Regions from separate parts of the Homo sapiens genome. Here all the other regions are linked to region 1. A link is a loop called in an ENCODE intact Hi-C map of the cell type or tissue named here. Cell type or tissue: ovary. All regions are shown on one strand. Each heading gives the region's core, and the rest is flanking DNA. Links, peaks and the distances in the headings are about the cores only.

Evidence for each region. Hi-C counts contacts between places; a loop is a spot of excess contacts. Peaks named below come from ENCODE experiments on the same cell type or tissue, not always from the same donor. Only the 100,000 strongest peaks of a DNase experiment are listed, where the experiment ranks them.
Region 2: it touches region 1 in a loop (6-fold over the local background); 59 of 110 quality-filtered maps call a loop at or near these places.
Region 3: a loop joins it to region 1, with 2.1 times the contacts of the local background. A loop is called at or near these places in 17 of 110 quality-filtered maps.

What each region holds. Positions count from the first base shown.
Region 1 is chr17:55,638,664-55,646,043 of GRCh38, forward strand. The region is part of intron 2 of LOC101927389 (a long non-coding RNA gene); the gene reads left to right. Among named protein-coding and RNA genes, the nearest start is that of TMEM100, 81 kb to the right of the region's middle. In ovary, for the core only: a CTCF peak has its summit at 3,323 (motif pointing left); a DNase peak (open chromatin) is centred at 3,318; H3K27ac peaks cover 459 bases.
Region 2 is chr17:55,522,237-55,529,616 of GRCh38, forward strand. It overlaps a transcript of SMIM36 not described here. Among named protein-coding and RNA genes, the nearest start is that of SMIM36, 14 kb to the left of the region's middle. In ovary, for the core only: CTCF peaks have their summits at 4,319 (motif pointing right) and 5,469 (motif pointing right); DNase peaks (open chromatin) are centred at 4,325 and 5,505.
Region 3 is chr17:55,713,812-55,721,191 of GRCh38, forward strand. TMEM100 (transmembrane protein 100) reads right to left here. Exons shown (of 2, transcript NM_018286.3): 2 at 5,816-7,324. The coding sequence starts at 7,259. The coding sequence ends at 6,855. Among named protein-coding and RNA genes, the nearest start is that of TMEM100, 5.4 kb to the right of the region's middle. In ovary, for the core only: a CTCF peak has its summit at 4,516 (motif pointing left); a DNase peak (open chromatin) is centred at 4,510.

The DNA of each region.
Region 1 (7,380 bases), core at 1,131-6,130:
AGCCTATAAGCTTCTCTAGACCTAGGACTATGGTGCCTGCACAGAAGATGTGCTCAACATATAACTGATTAAATAACTTAATGAGTAAATGAAGGACTGGACTCGTTTGTGGGCCATATTTGGAGGTGACTTTGTAAACTCTAACAGCATGGGATTTTAATAAGCTGTCTTCATAGCTTGGACCATGGTAGGTATTCAATACATATTCATCGAACGCAAGTGTTCTTCGCAATCAGGGAACATTTTATTTGCTTCAAATGTGATAGGAGTTCTGAGCCTACTACCCATAGGGTCTCATTCCCAAGGGAGAAAATTCAATTATCAAAATTTTGAACAGGCCCAAATCAGATTTTCTGTCACCCCTTTTTGTGCTTAGGAATCTGGTGATGTTGCAACAGCTGTTTATAATTGCAACCCAAATCCCAAATTAGCAAGGCAAAGTGGAAGAATCAGCTAGCCATTACTCCTGGCCCCTTAAAGCACCTTTAAAAAAAACCTGCCGCAGCGACATTGACACTACTTTTGGAGGCTTTAAATAACTACCAGTTCTGACTGTGGGCTCCTAAGCTGAGCAGCCCCTGCGCACATTGTGTCCCTGGCTCCCCTGGTAGCAGAAAGCTAATCAACACACCCGGGAAACCCCTGTTAGACCTCAGGCTCTGTTAGCAACAACACAACAAACAAAGGGCTTCTGGGTGTGAACTTCTGGCTGCTTCAAGAATGGTTGCTAAAATAAGGGGGTCAAAGCTACAGGTGTTCTCAGCCTTCAGAACAAGCTACTAGTGCAGAGTCAAGGCTGGGCAAGTTTGGCTGGGCCTAAGAGAAAGTTCTTAGGGTAATAGTCATGGACGGTCATGGACCATTCTGCAGACCAAAGTGACAAAGAAGCAAGGTAGCTGTGTTTGTTTTCTTACAGGACATAGCAATTGTCTAATTAAATTCTCTGCCCTTCTAAGTCATTATCTATATGACTTCTGGTTATCTTTTGATAACACAGATTGGACTGCGTTATTTCTGCTTAAAATTCACATCTGAATTGCCAGGACATAGAGAATTATGGCAATTCCATGGCAAGCATTTAGTCTCCTTCCACCATCTGGTCATAACTTACTTACCAACCTTATCTTTGGCCACCATTGTCTATGAACACTGGGTTTCAACTTCATTGCCCTTTATCCCCCAAACATGCCATTTGCTTTATTCTTCAGGGGACATTTGGTTTGGCAATGTTTGGAGACATTTTTGTTTGTCACAACTGGACAGGAATGTGCTACTGAAAATTTAGTGGACAGAGGTCAGGCATGCGGCTAAACATTATACAATGCACAGGACCTCGCCCTAAATAATGAGTTATTCAGCCCAAGATGTCAGTGGTGCCAAGGTACAGAAACTCTGACATAAGCACTTAACTCTACCTAAAATACCCTTCCTTGTTCCTTTCTCCTGCTGTCTTTTCTCAAACTGGTGAAATGCTATTCATCTTCCAAGCCCTGCTTTAATTTTCCCCCCTCTGTGAAGCCTTTCTCAACCCCACTTCCCTTCTTTTGTTGCTTTAGTTCCCTTTTTTTTTTTTTTTTGAGATGGAGTCTCGCTCTGTCGCCCAGGCTGGAGTGCAGTGGAGTGACCTCGGCTCACTGCAAGCTCCGCCTCCCAGGCTCACTGCAAGCTCCGCCTCCCAGGTTCATGTCATTGTCCTGCTTCAGCCTCCTGAGTAGCCAGGACTACAGGCGCCCGCCGCCACCATGCCAGGCTAATTTTTTGTATTTTTATTAGAGACGGAGTTTCACCATGTTAGCCAGGATGGTGTCGATCTCCTGACCTCGTGATCCGCCTGCCTCGGCCTCCCAAAGTGCTGGGATTACAGGCGTGAGCCACCGCGCCCAGCTGCTTTAGTTTCTTGGTCCAATATGGTAGTAATATTACGTCCTAAGGTCTAATATTATGTCCTAACCTCTATTAAAATACTTTAAACATTTTACTTTTTTTTTGAAAGAAGAATAGACAACAAGGGTTACTTTCTCATTTAGAACTCAGAAAATCTTCTTAAACCTCCAATTCTGTGTTTGGTGTGAGTTCATACCACACCCCGTTGTCCCGAGGGTTTCTGCGGATTGAAGTCACACTGAGCTCAGCTGGCTGCATCCTTGGCTTGTGGGTTGTCACCATACTGTGTGTGCCAGAGTCAGTGCTACACCACCTCAGCCCAAACAGGAGGAAATGCAGGCCTTTCCTCCGTATTTTCAAAACCCCTACTCACACAAGGCAATCTTAGCAGAGTAAATTTTACTGGAAGGAGGTGGGGAGGCAGTTTGCTCTGCAGCAATGCAAACAATTTCAAAGTGGACACTGGACATCTCAGTTCTAAAAGCTTCAGCCACTTCACCCAGCAGATGTTTCCAAAGTTGCCTCCCATGTTGTGCTCCCGGTGCAGCACCAGCCACACTAGTGGTTCTCTCTGTCCCTGACTCTCTTGCCTCCACCTCACCTATTCCCTCTGGGATTAGCTCCAAGAAATCTAATTTATTTTCACCTTCTTGTGTTTATTTCTGCCTTCCTCCTTTCCCTCAACTCGAATCTGTGTCCACCTTTGCTCAAGCATATCAACTGAAGCACTCAGAAGGAAAAACAAAGAGCAGTACATTTCCAGAATGACCTTGGAAGGCAGGTTTGGTTAAAAAATAGCAATTATTTTCCCTTTATTATATTTTTCTATCTGATGCCCCATCTCAAAACCACTTTCTTCAAGAACACAGACTGAAACTCCTTTATCTATATTTCAGGGCTTAGGACAGTGTTGGGTACGTTATTGATGATCAAGGAATACTGAAGAGCTGTTTTCCTATTTTGGTGCAGATGTGGAGAGAGGATTGCTTGAGACTCTTCCCAGCTCTTGAGATTCCATGTAGGTTGTGAACACTGAGGAGTGTGTGGAGCTTATGTCTGAACTTCACCTCTCTAATGTGACCATCCCTGAAATGAAAAGAAAACCAGTGCTAAATGGAAATACCTTCTTTCTTTCCCTCCCACAGCTCGTGCATATCTCTTCTACACTCAATCAGCATCTCTAGAGGAGGTGCCAGCTCTCTCAACAAGTAATTCCTTTTGGCCCCATCACAGAAGGGAAGTACAATCAACAGCAATGAAGCTTCTTTATTCCTTGCTAATTTAGTGCCACGACACATGATATGCACAGCTTTGTGAGTGGGAGGGTTTCAAAGCAGGAAGCTTTGGATCTGACTTAGGGAGGCTGGTTATCCACTTACGATACTTGACTTAGCAGAAGCCAGTCTTTGTGAAAGCTGTTATGGGGCCCCCTGCTGGCATTGTGACATGGAGACACTTCATCTTCAGTGAACCTACAGTTCCCTCTGGGAAGCTTCAAGTTCAACAGGGCTGTGGACTTGCAGAGATTCTTGCTGTAGGCTAGGAAAGTAGATTGTAGTACTAGTACTACTGCTAGTACTACGTTTTCTACTATCTTTGGGTTTCTTGGGCCACTTTGAAACTCTAACCACAGTGTTTTCAAACTTGCAATGGTAAAATGCATTGTAAATAAAAATTTTAACTTAAAGAATACAAATTTTTTGAATACACAATTTATTTGGAATTTTATATCATAGTAGCAAGAATAAGAACACCATTAAGATATTGTTAGAAGCATTTTCAATAAGAAAACTGATAAACTGTGCATACAAACATCATGGATGAAAGGTAATGTAGTGAAAAAGAGGGAGTGGGATGGCAGGGAACATAGGCAGATCTGATTCCTAATTCCAGTCTTGCCAACAGCTAGCTCTGAGAACTTAAATCATGATCTCAGTTTCCTCATCTCTCTGTAAAAACAGGATAACAGTAGTTATCCTGCCAAGAGTATAGATTTGCAAGGTGGATCTAAGGAAACAGAGGATTTGGAAAAGTTTGGGGAACTTAAAATAGTTTTGCAGAGAATAACAATAACATTGGCGTTATCTGGGCTACAATGGCTAAACCAGGTGATGGTCTTGTAGCAGTCTTTTGAGAGAGTGGGCCATGATCATGGCAAACTGACATTGTCCAGGCTTTCTGCTTAAATGGGCCCTCTGTTGTTTGGAGTTGCATTCACTGACACTTTTCAAGCAGTTCAGACAGTGTGGGGAGGAGTAAGATGTGGTTCTGGATGATGGTGGTATGAAAACCCTGAAACCACTATGCCTAGGAGCCTCCCACAGATTTTTGGAGATCCCCAGGTGGTCACTGGGAACATTCCTTCAGGGCCTTTCAAGGGTGTTTACTGTGGCAGTGGGAGGGGCCCTGGAATTAGATACCATGGAGACCTCCCTGAAAGAGACCCTGCAGTTCCATGGCCTCAGGCTAACCACAAAAAAAACAAGAACTTCCGGTTCAGTGGCAAATACCATTTTTTATAACTGGGGACCTAATCATTAAAACTAAAGGGCTTGTGTGCAATTTTAGGTACAGGACCAAGACTAGTCTTCCCAAAGACAGGTCCAGGAGGGCCTTCCTTCACTAATCCATCATTTTTCTGTTACCCTGAAGTTAGGTTCCTGTCCATGAATGCCCATCCTGTTTCTTTATGTGTGTGGGGGGTATTTTCTCCTTCAAGTTGGTACAAATCCCACAAAAGGCTCTATAGGACATGTCAGTGTTGGGAAAGATGGAATTCTATGGGTACTGTTCATCTCTCAGGAGCTCCACCACAGTAAGCATATTTTACAAGATGTGAAATATATCCATTAACAAACTTGAGGACGGCAAAGGAGTTCAGGAAATAGATGCCTATGGCTGATAAGAATTAACTTCAGAAGGCTCTTTCTCAACCCTCTGTCTCACTCCTAGTTGTTGTAGGAAAGAGAGGGCACCCTTAAGTGGGGCAATTGAGGGAAATTTAATGAAATGACTATTTACAAAGAAGTGGAACAGTTAAAGGAAATCAACAAGGGATAGGAAAGCATTTAAGAGCTAGCAATAGCTGGGAGCCATTATCATCCTCAGATCTGATGGGGTAAGGGGAGAGAGTGGTTATGTGAGTACAAAGAAAGGTGTAGGAGAGAGACACTGAATAGGAACCGAAGGCTTGGGTGGAGGAACACAGTGACTAAAACCCCTAGTCCAGCAACAAGGGAGCAGGGATACGGCTACCCTATCTCGTTATCTTCCCACCCTTTTTTCTCCTTCCAGGGCTTCCCATTGGCCGAACCTAACAGGAAGCCAAAAGACAAGAACAAATGTGGAGGCTGCACATAGTCCCGGGGCGGGGGGCGAGAACCTTTCAGACAGGAAAATGGAACATATCCAGCATATTTTTGTTGTCTAAAATATCCTATTTGAGAACCAAACAAACAAAAACAACACCATGATTTAGTAGAAAGAGCATAGAGCCACGATTGAGAAGACCAACATTCTAATCTAGTCCCAGCTCTGCTACTGACTTGCCAAAAAGTCTTGGGTTGGCCACGTGGCACCCCTATGTGTTGGTACCTTCCCTTCTCCCTTCTCTAGGGTGCTGTGTGGATGAAGAGGGTTTATCAGTACAGGTGAGTGGTGAACGTGAAAAGAACAGCTGGAGCCCTGGTAAGGAGATGGGGGAGAGGAAGCAGCCACAGGTGCTGTAACTTAGGAAGAGGGAGAAGAGTAGTAATGGGGACACTCATAATCTGATGGTGAAGGAATAAGGGCAGGAGGAACAAAATTATGAGATTAAGCCAAACCCCGAGACGTTCCTCTCCTCTCATGTTCAGCAAGGCATTGGGGGATGTTCACTGACAGCTGCAGATGTAAGCATTAACAAGAGAAGATAGGGAGGCTCTGTTTATTCCCGGGTAAAAGGAACACTAACTATTTTCAGTTTGTGGTTGCTTGCTGTTCTTGCCTAGTTGCCAGACAGCACATCGGAGAGAGATGATCATGCATCTCAATGCCCATGGGTTTCAAATAGACTCGGTCTCTGTTTGCTGCTCATTCTTTAGCATGAGTCAGTAGAGTAGGGGATCTGCTCACAACTAAAGAGAATATTAGAAGAGACAATACCTAAGGGATATCAATGAAGTACAGACCTTACCCAAGTCTCACAGTGAAAACATAGGAGAGGAGTGTGAGATAAGTGGAAGAGTTACAAGAGATGGATCAAAAGCAAATGTGTACAATCCCTTCCACGCAAGGGCTAAGCCAGGTAGAGAGAATATCTGCACAGACAGATCACTGCTGGGGTGAGATCTAGATACATGGAGCTGGGTTCACTGTCCTTGTTCCTTGTTTGGTGTCTTCTCAAAGCCACCAAGATTTGGAAAGGCCACAGTCAGGACAAGTCCTGGTTTGCTATTCCAGGAAGTAGAAGTCTAAGGGAAGAAGAGCAAACAAAGTCAAGAGAATTCAGATTTAAAGATATAGAGCATCTAAGGGCTCTAGATACTTCCAATCACACCTTCAACCAAATCTTCCACCAGGTCCTATAAGAGGCACCTGGGACTTGGGAAACTACTCCAGATACCACCTAGGTTGCCCTCTATTTCAACACTAGTCAATGATCCTTCTCAATTCAGTCGTCCCTTACTCAGGGAAATCTTTTGTGACCTCCCTGACCAGGTCAAATCCTCCTTTTACAGCCCTGGGGGACACTGCCTGTGTAACACTTACCCGGTTTTACAATGATTTTATTGGTGCCTGCCTCTCCCATAGTGTGTAGGCTGCACAAAGCCATGCCTATTTGCAGAGCATTGCACACCCAGATCCTAATTCACCCTATGGAGCTGTATAGGTTCTTTGTTACATCAGTTAGATGGATCATGGAGCAACAAATAAATGTCTGGTTTCTCAGATTCTTGGCCTGTTTCCTGGTACCTGGGATCTCTTGCTCAGCTTGGCCTCTTGACATTGATGATTGAGTTGCATCTTTTGCCTGGCTTTGGGAAACTGCTTGGCTCCAAAGTCTATGTTAAACAGATTAGATAACCGTAGACACAGGAACTACACAAGTGATAGAAGAACAAAGTAGTTGAAGGTACAAGTAAGAAGGACCAGGACTATTGATGACAAGAAAGCGAGGTTACAATTCATTTTTATTGAGTTTTGACCTGCCTGTATGGGTAAGGTGTAGAATCAAGAAAGCCATGAGAGGCCGGGTGTGGTGGCCTGTAATCCTAGTACTTTGCGAGGCTGAGGTGGGTGGATTGCTTGAAATCAGGAGTTCGAGACCATGAGACCAGCCTATGTGACACAGTTAAACCCTGTGTCTACAAAAAAATACAAAAATAACCAGGCATGGTGGCATGTGCCTATAGTCCTAGTTACTTGTGGAACTGATATGGGAGAATCACTTGAGCTCAGGAGGTTGAGGCTGCAGTGAGCAGTGATGGTACTACTGCCCTCTAGCCTGGTCTAGCT
Region 2 (7,380 bases), core at 1,457-6,456, 120 kb before region 1:
TGAGATGTTCTCCTCCGATTATCTGCATAGCTGGTTCCCTGCTTCCTTCAGATCATTGCTCAACTATGACTTTTATGGCTTTCCATGACCATTCCTTATAAAAGAAAAACCTCCTGTATTAGTGTGTTCTCACATCGCTAATAAAAACACACCTGAGACTGGATAACTTATAAAGGAAAGAGGTTTAATGGACTCACAGTTCCACGTGGCTGGGGAGGCCTCACAATCATGGCAGAAGGTGAATGGGGAACAAATTCACATCTTACATATAGGCAGGCAAGAGAGTTTGTGCAGGGGAACTCCCATTTATAAAACCATCAGATCTCATGAGACTTAATCAGTACCATGAAAACAGTATGGGGCAAACTGCCCCTGTGATTCAATTATCTCCACCTAGCCCTGCTCTTGACATGTGGGGATTATTACAATTTGAGGTGAGGTTTGGGTGGGGACACAGCCAAATCATGTCACCTCCATCCCTGGGCCACTCCTTTTCTCCTTTATTCTGCTTATTTTCTATGGCACTTGTCCCCATCTGACATGTTCTTAGTGTTGTCATGCATTTTGTTTGTGATATGACTCTCCCCTCTAGAAAGTAAGTTCCATGAAGGCAGGAAGTTTGTTGTATTCATTGTATCCCTGTACACGGGCCCAGAGCATGGCAGGCACATTCTAAGCATTGAATATATATTTGGGGAATGAATAAGCCGTTCACAAACACATCTCTTCCAATATTAGGAAATAATGGTGATAAAAAAAGATCTTGGCAGGGGATTAGAGAAATATTATAATGAGGAAAGAGGTCCTAGTTTAATGCTGTGGGCTGAATTGTGATTTCCAGAATTCATATATTGAATCCCTAACCTCAGAATGTGACTGTATTTGGAGATAGGGCCTTTAAAGACATGATTAAGTTACCATGAGGCCATTAAGGTGTCCTTTGAAGAAGAGGAAATGAGACCACACAGGGAGACAGCAGGGATGTGCATACTCAGCAAAAACACCACATGAGGGGCTGGGTGTGGTGGCTCATGCCTGTAATCCCAGTACTTTGGGAGGCTGAGGTGGGCAGATCACGATGTCGGGAGATCGAGACCTTCCTGGCCAACATGGTGAAACCCTGTCTCTACTAAAAATACAAAAATTAGTTGGGCATGGTGGCACGCACCTGTAGTCCCAGCTACTTGGGAGGCTGAGGCAGGAGAATTGCTTGAACCCGGGAGGCGGAGGTTGCAGTGAGCTGAGATTGTGCCATTGCACTCCAGCTTGGGCGACAGAGTGAGACTCCGTCTCAAAAAAAAAAAAAAAAAAACATGTGAGGACAAAGCAAGGAAGCAGCTATAGACAAGCCAAGGAGAGAGGCCTCAGAAGAAACCAGACCTGCAGACATCTTGATCTTGGACTTTCCAGAGCCTCCAGAACTGTGAGAAAAATAGGTTTCTGCTGTTTAGGGCACCTAATATCTGGTATTTTGTTATGGCAGTCTCGGCCGACTAATACATCCAGCTTCAGGGAAAAGTAATATTTTGAGTTGGGCTTTCAAATTGCCTGGCTCTATTTATATGAAGCCGAATGGAAAACATAAGCTCATTAAAAGTTTCTTTTTTCAGAAAAATTGTTTCAAGTTTTGAGGATAACATATTAATATCTAACCTCCTAAGAAAGTTTTTCTTTTTCTTTTCTTTTTTTTTAACTTTTATTTTAGGTTCAGGGGTACACGTGCAGGTTTGTTACATAGGTGAACTCATGTTACAGAGGTTTGCTGTACAGATTATTTTGTCACCCAGGTACTAACCTTAGTACCTAATAGTTATTTTTTCTGGTCTTCTCCCTCCTCCCACTCTCCACCCTCAAGTAGGCTCCAGTGTCTGTTGTTCCCCTTTGCGTCTATAAATTCTCATCATTCAGCTCCCATTTATAAGTGAGAACATGCATTATTTGGTTTTCTGTTTCTGCGTTAGTTTGCTAAGGATAATGACCTCCAGCCCCATCCATGTTTCTGCAAAAGATATGATCTCATTCTTTTTTATGGCTATGCAGCATTCTGTGGTGTATATGCACCACATTTTCTTTATGTAATCTGTCATCGATGGACATTAGGGTGATTCCACGTCTTTGCTATTTTGAATAATGCTGCAGTGATCATACACAGCATGTATCTTCATGGTAGAATAATTTCTATTCCTTTGGTTATATACCCAGTAATGAGATTGCTGGGTTGAATGGTATTTGTTTTTTAGCTCTTTGAGGAATCACCACACTGCTTTCTGCAATAGGTGAACTAATTTACACTCCTACCGACAGTGTATAGGCGTTTTCTTTTCTCTGCAACCTGGCCAGCATCTGTTATTTTTTGACTTTTTGGTAGTAACTATTCTGACTGGTATGAGATGGTATCTCATTGTGGTTTTGATTTGCATTTCTCTAGTTCACTAAAAGTTTCTAAGGGTCCAGTTGTTTCAGGAAGTCCATTATTACTAAGAGAAAATGGTATTCTATTACTAGTAACAATTGTATAAAGCTAGTGAAAAAAGTGCCCTATTACTAGTAGCAATTGTATAAAGCTAGGATTGACTTCAATCCTGGAATAGTGAAGGATCACCTAAGAGGTGGGCTATCATTACATTGTCATCATCATAATTCACATAGACTGAGAGCTTACTATGTGCTAAGTTCTCTTCTAACTGCTTTACATGCACTGAGCCATCCGATCCTCCCAGCAACTCTATGGAAGTTTATCCCTCCATTTTACAGATGAGAAAACTGAGGCACAGACAGGTTGAGGAAGTTGCCCAAGGTCGTATGTTTTTATGTGGCAGAGCCAAGGCTTGAATCTAGGCAGTGGCAATGGAGCCTGCACCTGTAACTTCTATACTGTACCTCCTTTTATATATGTTCCCCTGTCTACAGAAGGCTTTCTTCTGTAACATTGAGATGTGCTAGTTCTTAGCTTAGCCTTCTGTTAGCACCAACCTACTTTTCAGCTTTATTTTCATTATTCACATATATTTGGAAAAACTGTGTCATCCCTTGTCTCTCCACTTTTCCTTAACTCTCCTTCCCATTACCTTGCCTCATTGATTAATTGATTGATTGATTGCTGTTCTAGTTTCTTATGCCTTCTTTGCTCATCCTTACCTAAAATCCATCTTTAATACCAAGTCCAAATCCTACCTCCCCCATAACATTTTACATTACCCTTCTCCTCTGAAAATTTCATTGTATGCACAACTAATTTAGAATTAATAATGTACTTCCCAATTAAAATTCTTTTGATGACTGAATATTCTATACAAATCTTCCTAAGATTTAACTTTTCACCAGTTTTGTGTTGCATCTTCAAAATAGATTTAATTCACTGAGGATAGGGACAAAATATCTACTATATATGATACTTTGTACATAATGAAAGTGTGATAGACATTTATTGATTTTTTTTAAGACAGGGTTTCACTCTGTCATCCAGGCTGCAGTGCAGTGGCGTGATCTCGGCTCACTGCAACCTCTGCCTCCTGGGTTCAAGTGATTCTCCAGCCTCAGCCTCCTGAGTAGATGGGTCTACAGGCAGGCGCCACCATGCCTGGCTAATTTTTGTATTTTTAGTAGAGATGGGGTTTCTCCATGTTGGCCAGACTGGTCTCGAACTTTTGTGCTCAAGCGATCCGCCTGCCTCGACTTCTCAAACTGCTGGGATTACAGGCGTGAGCCACCACACCAATTACAGAGCTGTAATTGATTTGTTTTGATTTGGGAAAACAAACAAAAAACTGGAGATAGAGAAAGGAAACAAATGTGGCCAACAAGGCCATTCTAATTTATAGCTAGCACCATTTTGAATGAATTATATATGTTAGTTCCTTTAATCTTTACAACGTTTCTCTAAGAGCAATACTACTATTATTATTATTAATTATGATTATTATTTGAGATGGAGTCTCACTCTGTCCTCCAGGCTGGAGTGCAGTGGTGCGATCTCGGCTCACTGCAACCTCCACCTCCCGGCTTCAGGCGATCCTCTCACCTCAGCCTCCCAAGTACCTGGGATTACAGGTGTGCGCCACCACATCTGGTTATTTATTTATTTTTTATTTTTTGTATTTTCAGTAGAGATGGTGTTTCACCATGTTGGCCAGACTGGTCTTGAACTCCTGAGCTCAGGTGATCCACCCGTCTCGACCTCCCAAAGTGCTGGGATTACAGGTGTGAGCCACCTCGCCCGGCCGAGAAAGACTATTATTATCCCCATGTTATAGATGAGGGAAATGAAGCCTAGAGGTACTATGCAGTTTGTCCACTATAACACAGTGCAGGCAGCTGCAGTCTGCCTCCTCGCCAGCAGAGGGCATTAAGAGACCATGACCATGTGTAAGTCTAAGATTTATGGTCCAATTTTCCTTCCCATCAGGATCAGGAAATGGACAATAATGGCTTTTGGATGATCATGGAGTTTTCTCATTTTCCACTTCTTTATATCACCAGTGACATTCTTTGGGCGACAACAGAAAAAATAAGCTAATTTTTTCCCACATGACCACACACAGTTTGCCTCTGGCTCATTTCTTTCCCCTCCCCACACTCTCAGTCTCCTTCCCCACTTCAAGGAACTGTTTTCCCCTATAATAATGCATTTGCTGGAATTATCTGTGGGGAATGTCCAAATCCCAGGATACCACCAAGCCTCAGGGCTCAACGGTGGCTCTACTCCCCTCAGCTGTTGGCTCTCAGCACTCTTAAGATCATTTTATTATTGCAAGCCTGAAAAATGAAATTACTTCGGAAGAAGATACCCTCCCAGTTCTGCAATGCACTCAAAAAGTGTCTTTTGGATGATCTTTTGTTTGGCAGATTTGTAGTTTAAAATGGTGGTGGGGGTGTTTTGTAGAAACAGAATGTGATTCTGCTCTATGTCCTCATGTTATTGACCATCTTCAAAAAGGATTTTTACTGCTAGAATGTGAGAAAAAGAGAAAGGAAAAGTTATATGGACCAATTATCTCTGGCTGCTAAGGAACATTCAGAGATGAAAGCTGCCACAGCCAGAAACAATATTTCTCTCCTGGTGGGGATTCTCTGGTTTCCTCAGAGTCCTTAACTTCTGAGAATATGGTTTAAGTAGCAAGAATTTTAAATTTAGCCAAGATCTAGTGAGCCATAGCTTCTAGAAGTCAGAGTACATCAGAAAAAGGAGGGACTAAGAACATTTGGCGCAATCCACTGATTTTATGATCAGGTCGCTAGGCCTGTGGGATCCAGTTTTTCTCAGTCTGTGGCTCTTTCCCTCACATCTACTCTTATTGTCAACTAAAGTGACCTGTCAGGGAAACTGTGTTTTCTTTATAGGTTTGCATGAGGGTGACACTATAGGCAATTTGAAGTATCTTTTTCCTTCTTTTTATAGGTTTGCATGAGGGTGACACTATAGGCAATTTGAAGTATCCTTTTCCTTCTTGGAGAGAAACACTGCATGTGCACGCTTACCAAGAGAGGGCACCCTCTGAGCAGGAATTTTCTCTTGTAGTCCATTTTACAGTCAGAAAAAATAGGCTGCCACTCTGCAGATCAGGGGAGAAGAGAACTATCAACTTAGGTTTGAACACCTTGTGTCTGTCGTCAGAAAGCATTAAACTTAGCAGGGGTGGCAGAAACCAGGGTCTGCCTACTTAGCCCCAGAAGACTAACACCTACCCCTTTTTCTGCACCTGCGTGCAGCTTCATATGCGTGTTCATGCTGGCCTTTTCCTGAAATGCCTTTCCCGTTCTTCCTCCTCTGGAAAACTCCTAGTCACTGGTCAGAGTCTTAGGTTGCACCCTTCACTTTTCAGCCTTCTCTCCTTTATATTCCAGAACTTTTCACATGCCAGGATTAGAGCACATATTACCCATTATTTTAGTGTGTCTTACGGTTTGCAATATGAAGCCCTTAAAAATCTACATTGTGTTATCTCATTGTTCTCCAACTGCCTAGCCTCATGTGAGGCACAATAATAAATGCCTGACAAATGCTTGTTGCCTATGTGAACACATAAATCAATACCATTGCTCACGATTATTTACTAACCAGGATAACAACACAGGTGGGTGGGATTATTCAAGGAAGTTCTTTTTTTTCAATTTCATATAATATATATTTTTAAAGATAGGGACTTACTCTGTCACCCAGGCCTGAGTGCAGTGGTGCGATCATAGCTCACTGCAGCTTCAAGCTCCTGGTCTCCAGTGATCCTCCAGCCCCAGCCTCCCAAGTCGCTTGGATTATAGGCGCACACCACCAAGCACAAGCACAGCTATTCAAGGAAGTCTTTTTTTTTCTTTTCTTTTCTTTTTTTTTTTTTTGAGTTGGAGTCTCACTTTTGTTGTCCAGGCTGGAGTGCAGTGGCACGATCTCGGCTCACTGCAGTCTCTGCCTCCCGGGTTCAAGCAGTTCTGCCTCAGCCTCCTGAGTAGCTGGGATTACAGATGCCTCCCACCACACCTGGCTAATTTTTGTATTTTTAGTAGAGACAGGGGTCTTACCATGTTGGCCACGCTGGTCTCGAACTCCTAACCTCAGATGATCTGACCCTCTAGGCCTCCCAAAGGGCTGGAATTACAGGCATGAGCCACTGCACCAGCCTCAAGGAAGTCTTAAACCTATAACGTAATTGTTTTTACTCTTTCTGCTAAGACAGTTGGAAGAAAATGCAATTTGCATATACAGAAAAGTAGCTAAAGAGCTCTGGATGAAGAACCAGGAAATCTGGGTAGAATTGAAGCTCTGCCACAAACTGCCTGTGTGACATTGGATAAGTCACTTATATTAGTGACCTCATATTTTCAGGGGATTCCTTCAGATGTTTGTTCTGGGTCTGTCTAGCACCAACTATTTAAACTTGTGTAAAGAAGAACTCATAGATGTTGACATTTATTCTGAAGAAAAAATGGAGGTGACAGAACTATCCTTCTCAGGTTTCCTCTTGCTGCAGTATAAAAGAGATATTCATACAGAGACAATACAAAGCAGAATATGGTTAAAAAATGCTAGTTTGTTTTACAAATAAGCAGCCAAATTTTGCCCAACAACTCATAATTAATTTACCATTAAAAATATTTCATACTATATATCCAGGCTGGGAGCAGTGGCTCATGCCTGTAATCCCAACACTTTGGGAGGCTGAGATGTGTGGATCACTTGAGTCTAGGAGTTCAAGAACAGCCTGGGTGACATGGTGAAATGCCCTCTATACAAAAAATACAAAAGTATCCAGATGTGAGCCTGGCACGGTGGCTCACGCCTGTAATCCCAGCACTTTGGGAGGCTGAGGCGGGCAGATCACAAGGTCAGGAGATCGAGACCATCCTGGCTAACACAGTGAAACCCCATCTCTACTAAAAATACACACA
Region 3 (7,380 bases), core at 2,381-7,380, 76 kb after region 1:
AGTCACCACCTGCAGGAAGCCTTCTTTGATTTCCCCTGACATGTGTTACGGTTTCCAAATATGCACTTCCTTCGCACTGTGCATCTAGTGGCAGGCTGAGGCTGGCTTATAATCTGAATCTTGAATTTTCCACAAGGGAAACTCAAGGAGGATGAGAATGAAAGCATCAGCCATATGTTTGGTGGCAGAAGATGTGGCTAGGGTCCTGAGCCTCACAAGACTCAGGAGAGAGTGTTTTGATATTTGTTAAATGCTGCAAATATATGGAGGTTGTCAGAAAAAATCCTGGCTTCAGATGGCAAATCATTCCATAATAATCTCTAATTTTAGTCCGGGTTTCTCAAAACTGTTGCTGACCTTACTCTTTTTTTTTTTTTTTTTTTTTTTTGAGACAGAGTTTTTTGTTCTTTCATCCAGGCTGGAGTGCAGCAGTGCGATCTCGGCTCACTGCAACCTCTGCCTTCTGATTTCAAGCGATTCTCCTGCCTCAGCCTCCTGAGTAGCTGGGACTACAGGCACCCGCCACCACACCCGGCTAATTTTCTTGTATTTTTAGTACAGACTGTGTTTCACCATGTTTGCCAGGCTGGTCTCGAACTCCTGACCTCATAATCCACCTGCCTCGGTCTCCCAAAGTCTCCCAAAGTGCTGGGATTACAGGCGTGAGCCACTCCACCTGGCCCCACTCTTTAGCTTAGACACCTGAGACTGTGTTGCTCAGCTTCTACTTGAGACATTCCTTCAAGAACCAGGTACTGACAGTTTACTGTGTACCAGGCAGGATAGGCAGTGTGGCTAAGTGAGTGGGTTCTGGATTTTGAACTCAGGCCCTAAGTGTGCTCACTATGTGATCTCATTTAATGGCTTCATCTATGTCTCAGTTTCCTTATCCGTGAAATGAAGGCAATAATGGTATCTATTTCACTAGGCTGCTGTGAGGATCAAATGAGATATTCCATGTGGAGCTCAGAATATGACCTTTGGAGCATAATGGATGCTTGATAAATGCTGAAGCTGGGACTGCGATGACTTAAACTTCCAGTCTCTAGTTTGGTTTCCTGATCTCCAGAGCACTTCCCGAGAATTTCTCTTTCGCTGCTTTGCTCCTCCAAAGTCCAAATCTAAATCCTACTTTCCCATTCCAAATCCTTCTCCTATCTCTAACTTGCTATGCTGTATCAAGCCCACATTCTTGTGCTACGTCTCCTTTCTTAAAACTTTAAAAGCAGATGTTACACCCATAAAAATGGCTAAAATGAAAAAAGATGAAAAATACTAAAAAATGGCTGAAGATGTAGTGCATCCAGACTCTGAAGAGTGCTGGCAGGAGAGTACACTGACTCAATCACTTTGGAAAACTTTCTGGCAATAAGGCTGAACACATACTGTCCTTTAATCCAGGAATTCCACACCTAGGTCTACCCTCAGCAGAAACATGCACATACGTACATCAAAAATCATGTAGAACAAATTTCATCATAGCACAATATTAGCTACCTACTGCTGCAAAACATATTACCCCCAAACTTAGCAACTTAAAACAACAGACATTTATTATCTCACAGTTTCTGTGGGTGAGGAATCTGGGAATAACTTAGCTGGGTTCAGGGCCAAGGTACCCATTAGGTACGGCAGGCACCAGGCCTAGGGACCACGATGCTTGTTAGTACAATTTCCTCCTTCCAGTGAGTGAGATACTTCCTTTTTGTTGTAATGGAGGAAGGGGCCCACAAAGACAAAAGTGCATAGGTCCCATAAAGTCACCGTGCAGCCCTGGCTGGATGGGTTTCTCATGAGGTCTGTCAAGCTGTCATCCGGGAACACAGTCCTTGGAAGCCTCCCCTGGGAAAAGATCCACTTCTATGCTCACTCAGGTAGTGGCTGGCAGTTCTTAGTTCTTCTCTAGTTGTTGGCTGGAGACCTCAGTTTCTCACCACATGGGCCCCTGCATGGCTGCCTGAGTGACCTCAGGACATGGTAGATGGCTTCCCTCAGAGAAAGAGGGAGTGAGGGAGAGTGGGAGCAATCAAAAGAGAGAAAAAACAAGATGTCTTTATAACCTAATCTTGGAAGTCAACTACTACCCCTTCTGCCATATTCTATTGTTTACACAAACCAACTCTGGGACAATGTGGGAGGAGGCCACAGAATCTGTGAATACCAGGAGTCCGGGATCATGTGATACCGTTAGAGGCTGGCTACCAAAAATACTATCTTCAGTCATTAAAAACTAGAAACTATCCAAATGTCTATCAACAGTAGAAAGACTAAATAAATGATACTGTATTTGTACAATGGAATTCTACACAGCAATAAGAATGAACCATTTATAACTACGTACAACCATATAGATTGTAGCTCATAAACATAATGTTGCAAGAAGAAGCCAGGAACAAATAGTATACTTGATACGATTCCACTGATGCAAAGTTAAAAAACAGGCAACACAACTCTGGGTGTTAGAGGCCACATAGTGGTTTCGCCTGGAGAGATACTGATGGAAAGTAGATACAAAGGGAGCTTTTGGGTGCTGGCAATATTCAGTATCTTTGTCTGGATGTTAATTCCACAAGTTTATAAAAATTCATTGAGCTGTACAACTTTCTCTGTGTAAATTATACTTTAACAAGAGTTTTTCAAAAGTAGATGTTGTAATACCTGTATTGTCTCCTTTTGCTAAAGAGACATTCTGGAAATGATTTTGGTTATGGCTAAGCATAAAACTGGGTGCTATAGGCTGGGCGTGGTGGCTCACACCGGTAATCCCAGCACTTTGGCATGCCAAGGCGGGCGGATCACGAGGTAAAGAGTTGGGGACCAGCCTGACCAATATGGTGAAACCCTGTCTCTACTAAAAACACACACCAAAAATTAGCCAGGCGTGGTGGCGGGCACCTGTAGTCCCAGCTACTCAGGAGGCTGAGGCAGAAGAATCACTTGAACCGGGGAGGCAGAGGTTGCAGTGAGCCGAGATCGCACCTTTGCACTCCAGCCTGGGCGATAGAGTGAGACTCCGTCTCAAAAAAGAAACAAACAAACAAAACAACTGGGTGCTATAGACTGAATGTCTGTTCCCTTCCACCCCCCAATTTATATGTTGAAATCTCATCTTCAATGTGGTATTTGGAGGTGGGGCTTTTGGGAGTTTATTCGGTTATGAAGGTGAAATTCTCGTGAATGGGATTACCACCCTTGTAAAACAGGCCACAGAGAACTCCTTTGCCCCTTCTACCATCTGAGGGCACAGCAAGAAGGCTTCACTTATGAACCAGAGAGTGGGCCTTCCGCAGACATGGAATATACTGGCACCTTGATATTGGACTTCGCAGCCTTCAGAACTGTGAGAGAGAAACATTTCTGTTGTTTATAAGCCACCCAGTCTATGGTACTTTTGTTATAGCAGCCCAGAGGTTTAAGACACTGGGGCAACTACAATGTGTGGTCAACCTATTGTTCCTGGTGCTAGGCCTCGCCTGCTGTGAGATCTTAGCTGAACAGTCCCTTAACCTCTCTGAACTATAGTTTCCTCAATTGTAAAGTGGAGTGAACACTTATACTCCCAGCCTCAGAGTGTGGTGAAGAATATCAGGTACAGTTGAGTGCTGTTACACTATCGAGCACTATAATATCAAGATCTTCCAAGTTCAGAACCGTAATACTTGCCTGGAGACCAGAATATGTATCGCCTATTTAACATCTCTCTCACCTGTATTCCTCTCTTTCTCTTTAGGGATGGTGGGGGGGAGCGGGTGATGGAAAGTAGGTTTGAGGCTTTGTGATCTGGCTCTCTGGGGTTCATCCTTTGGCCTCAAACTTCTGTGCTATCACGTGATCTCCTTGTGCAGTTTCTCCAGGCAGGATTCCCTAGATTAACCAAGAGAGTAAGATGGGGAGCAGAGCCACCATACAGCTATGATTCTCACCTGGGCCAGAGACCAGCTGCACAGAACAAGGTTAAAAGTTGTTTCTGTGCACTCTGGGATGTCTGTGTTTAGGGGGAATTCCACTAGGTGATATAGCTGGTTTCTGATATTCTAGGGAGGAGTCAGATTATCTTTTTAATACATTTATGCATGCATTTTATATGCATTCATTTATTTTCTGTCGCACCTGCATATTTGTATATAATACAACCATTTGTAAAGATAGACCTTACCCAATAAAAACATTTTATGAGATAATTGTGATAATTTGTAATCCCAATTTGAGTTTATTCTCCTCGTGGGAGTTGGGGTTCACAGTGTGTAGAACTATCTCTGCGCCGTGCAGCTATGTAACAGTATATACCTTTTAATGTGACTAGAAGCTCCCTAAATGGAGCAAGTCTTTCCCGTACTAACAGAACCCCAAGATAGCCACTGTGAAGTGGCTTAGGGAAGTGTGTAAGGGTGGGATAAATGGAGAATCTCCACCAACTCCTCACGTTTAGGAGAGATTTGATCCCATTTTGGTTATTACAATTTAGGTCTTTCCATAGAACTGTTTCTTCTGGGACTCAAGTAGCTGCATGGGGCCCCCTGGTGGCCGGAAATAATTCATGAGTTTGCTTTTCAAGCATTTTGAAGGCCAGGTCAGGCTAGAGAAGAATAGAGAGTAAATATTCGCCTCCAACTGCTGCTTACAGTGGAGGTGTAATAGAGAGTGAGATGGCCTCTTTGGGGGAAAAATGAGAACTAAACTTTTTTCTTTAACGAGATTAGAATGGACTATAATTCTGGATAAACCATTCACTTTCTGATTTTTTATTTTTTGGCTCATTTAGCACCTTAATTAGGTACTTATTGAGTACTTAATCTCCGTAAGCCATTATGTTAGGCATTTCACTAGGGTTAAAAAGAGGATCTATCACACACTTCTAAGGAGCTTTGGAATAAGGATAAAACTTATGCCACCAACACGACAGAAAATAAAAGATGCCATCAGAGAATAAAAGATGAACTCACGAAAGGGCATTTACTTTCAGATAAAAGGGAAGACTTCCGGGAAGAGGTAGCATTTGAGCTGAGTGCTGATGAGAAGCAGGATTTGGGGAGATTAAAATCAAGGAAACAATGGCACTATAAGCGAGGGAAAACACAAGTTTGGACAGACATGGAGGCAGGAAAACCAAAGTCGGGTGCAAGAATGGTGAATAGTCTATTCTGGCTAACTCATAAGGAGGTTTGGGGATTAGAGTGAGTATGAAAACTGGATACGTCCTTTTGGATCAGACTGGAGAATCTTGAACCTTGTCTGAGTAATTTCTTAATACAGCAATGCGGTGGCGGGGTGGGGGGTGGGCTTTGAGTATCTTTGCACGGAGAAGAGGCATGTGAAGGCACAGACTCACTTGCATTGAAATGAGCACAGCCCCCTAAACTTGCATTTGGTTGGGAGGAATGTTGATCTGTACGTGACACCATCTGACCTGCAAAGTCATTTTTAGGGTGTTTCCACTTACCAAAACTACCTGAGCATGAGGGAGTAGTAAGGGCCCCAGGGCTCCTGTCATGTTTAATTAAATTTCTGGACAGAAAGACTTTCAATGAGTGTGCTATGCTAGGCTGATTTTGTTTTCCAAGTTTTAAGAAACCTTCATGCCTATCTTTCGATTCTAGCTTAAGGTGGTTTAAACTACATGAATGAGCTGTATTTCTGGCTGGAGTTACAGGGTAGAGTCCTAGCTGTGGACTAGCTCAATGTCCACTGAAGAATTCAAGCAGTAACTTTATTTGCATTGTATTAGATCTAACTGAGTAAGAAACCTGAGAATCTACATTATGCCTGGCATATAGTTGGTGCTGGCATACGTGTTAAGCAAATAATTAACAACTGATTCCACAAAAATGTAATATACATTTAATAGCACATTATAAAGTTCCTGACCAAAGACGTTGATTTCCTAATTATAATAGCACAGAAATCCTTTAGAATTTAGTAAACGTAATTAAGACTATTCAGAAGTAATGAAAAACCAATATGATAAAAACAAAAATCCTCCAGTAAAGAAGGAACCTGTCCATTTGAGAGAAATACAATTGAGAACTTGCAAATGAGACAAGGGAAGATGGCAATTTGGAACTGCAATAGAAATAACTATAGCAGAAACAACCATTTAAGAAGTTTTAGCAGCAATAAGTATTTATTATTCTGAATGAAATGTACAGTTGACTTTTATATAAAAATCATCAAAAGTGCTATATTGGATTATTTTACTATTAATTTAACCCCCAACAGCATCTATTAGCTATAACTTTAATGGGTTTTTCTTTACTTCTGATACATCATTACAACTGGCTAACACTGTCCAATGTTAAAATATAAAAAATATTACTTTTCAAGATAAAGTACCACCAGTGATGAGTTATTAAAAGTATAAAATGAAAACAGACGCCAGTGAATCAATGTATTGAAAAAAATTATCACAGAATTTCATAGACATATGCGAAACCCAAGGTAATTTAGATCCTTGGCAGAACATTTTTATGATACATCTTAAGACTGTAGGTTATTTCTTTTGGAGGCAAATGTCTAGTGTGCCAGGCCTATCTTGATTTTTCTCATCTTTTCTTGGCTACTTTACAGGGTGAACCAAATACTGTCTAATGCTGTGCACTCCCATGACCCCCAAAGTGTTTCATGTAAATAGAAAGCTGATTTTTCAGTCTCAGAAGTAGCCCTTAGGGTTAAGTTTGTCGTTAAAGAAGACATGAGTCATTCCTCACAAAGGAGAAGCCCCTCCACCCTCCCACCCCCATTCTTCCAGTCTGCTCCAACGCCAAGTCTGTTCTCTCCCACCATGGTTCTGGGTGAATTGGGTGACAAAGTCAGAGCACGTTTTCCAGGCCCAATGGCCCATTTGGTCGTATTCAGTCTCAAGCAAACAAGCTTCTCTGATTTGCCACGAGAGCTGTTTGACTCTCCCGTCTCTTGGCTTTCTTGCTCCTTTGTCTCACTTTCCAGCACAAGGCACTGGAGGCTAGTAAAAAAAGTCCAGATGACAGAACAACCAGGCCAAAGATGGAGATAATAGACCCATGGGAATTGAAGCTGTAAGCCACCGCGGTGACCACGATGCCGGCGATGAAGACAACCACAGCAAAGGGGATGATGCAGCGGTAGCAGGAGAGCTCGGTACCCCCTGTAGCAGCCATCAACTGAATCTCACTGACCAGAGGGACTGTGGTGATCACAACTTCACTCTTGGGGCTCTTCTCCATCGTCGCTGCCATGTGAGCCTTTGGGGCTCCCAGGATCTCCTTGATGGGCTCTTCAGTCATTTTTACAACAGTGCTTCTAAGCTGGGTTTACAGACTAGATCTGGACAGTCTCACCAGGGTGAAAGCTGTGAAGATAACAGGAGATGTCAGCTACATGTATCAGAATGTACACCCTGTAAGC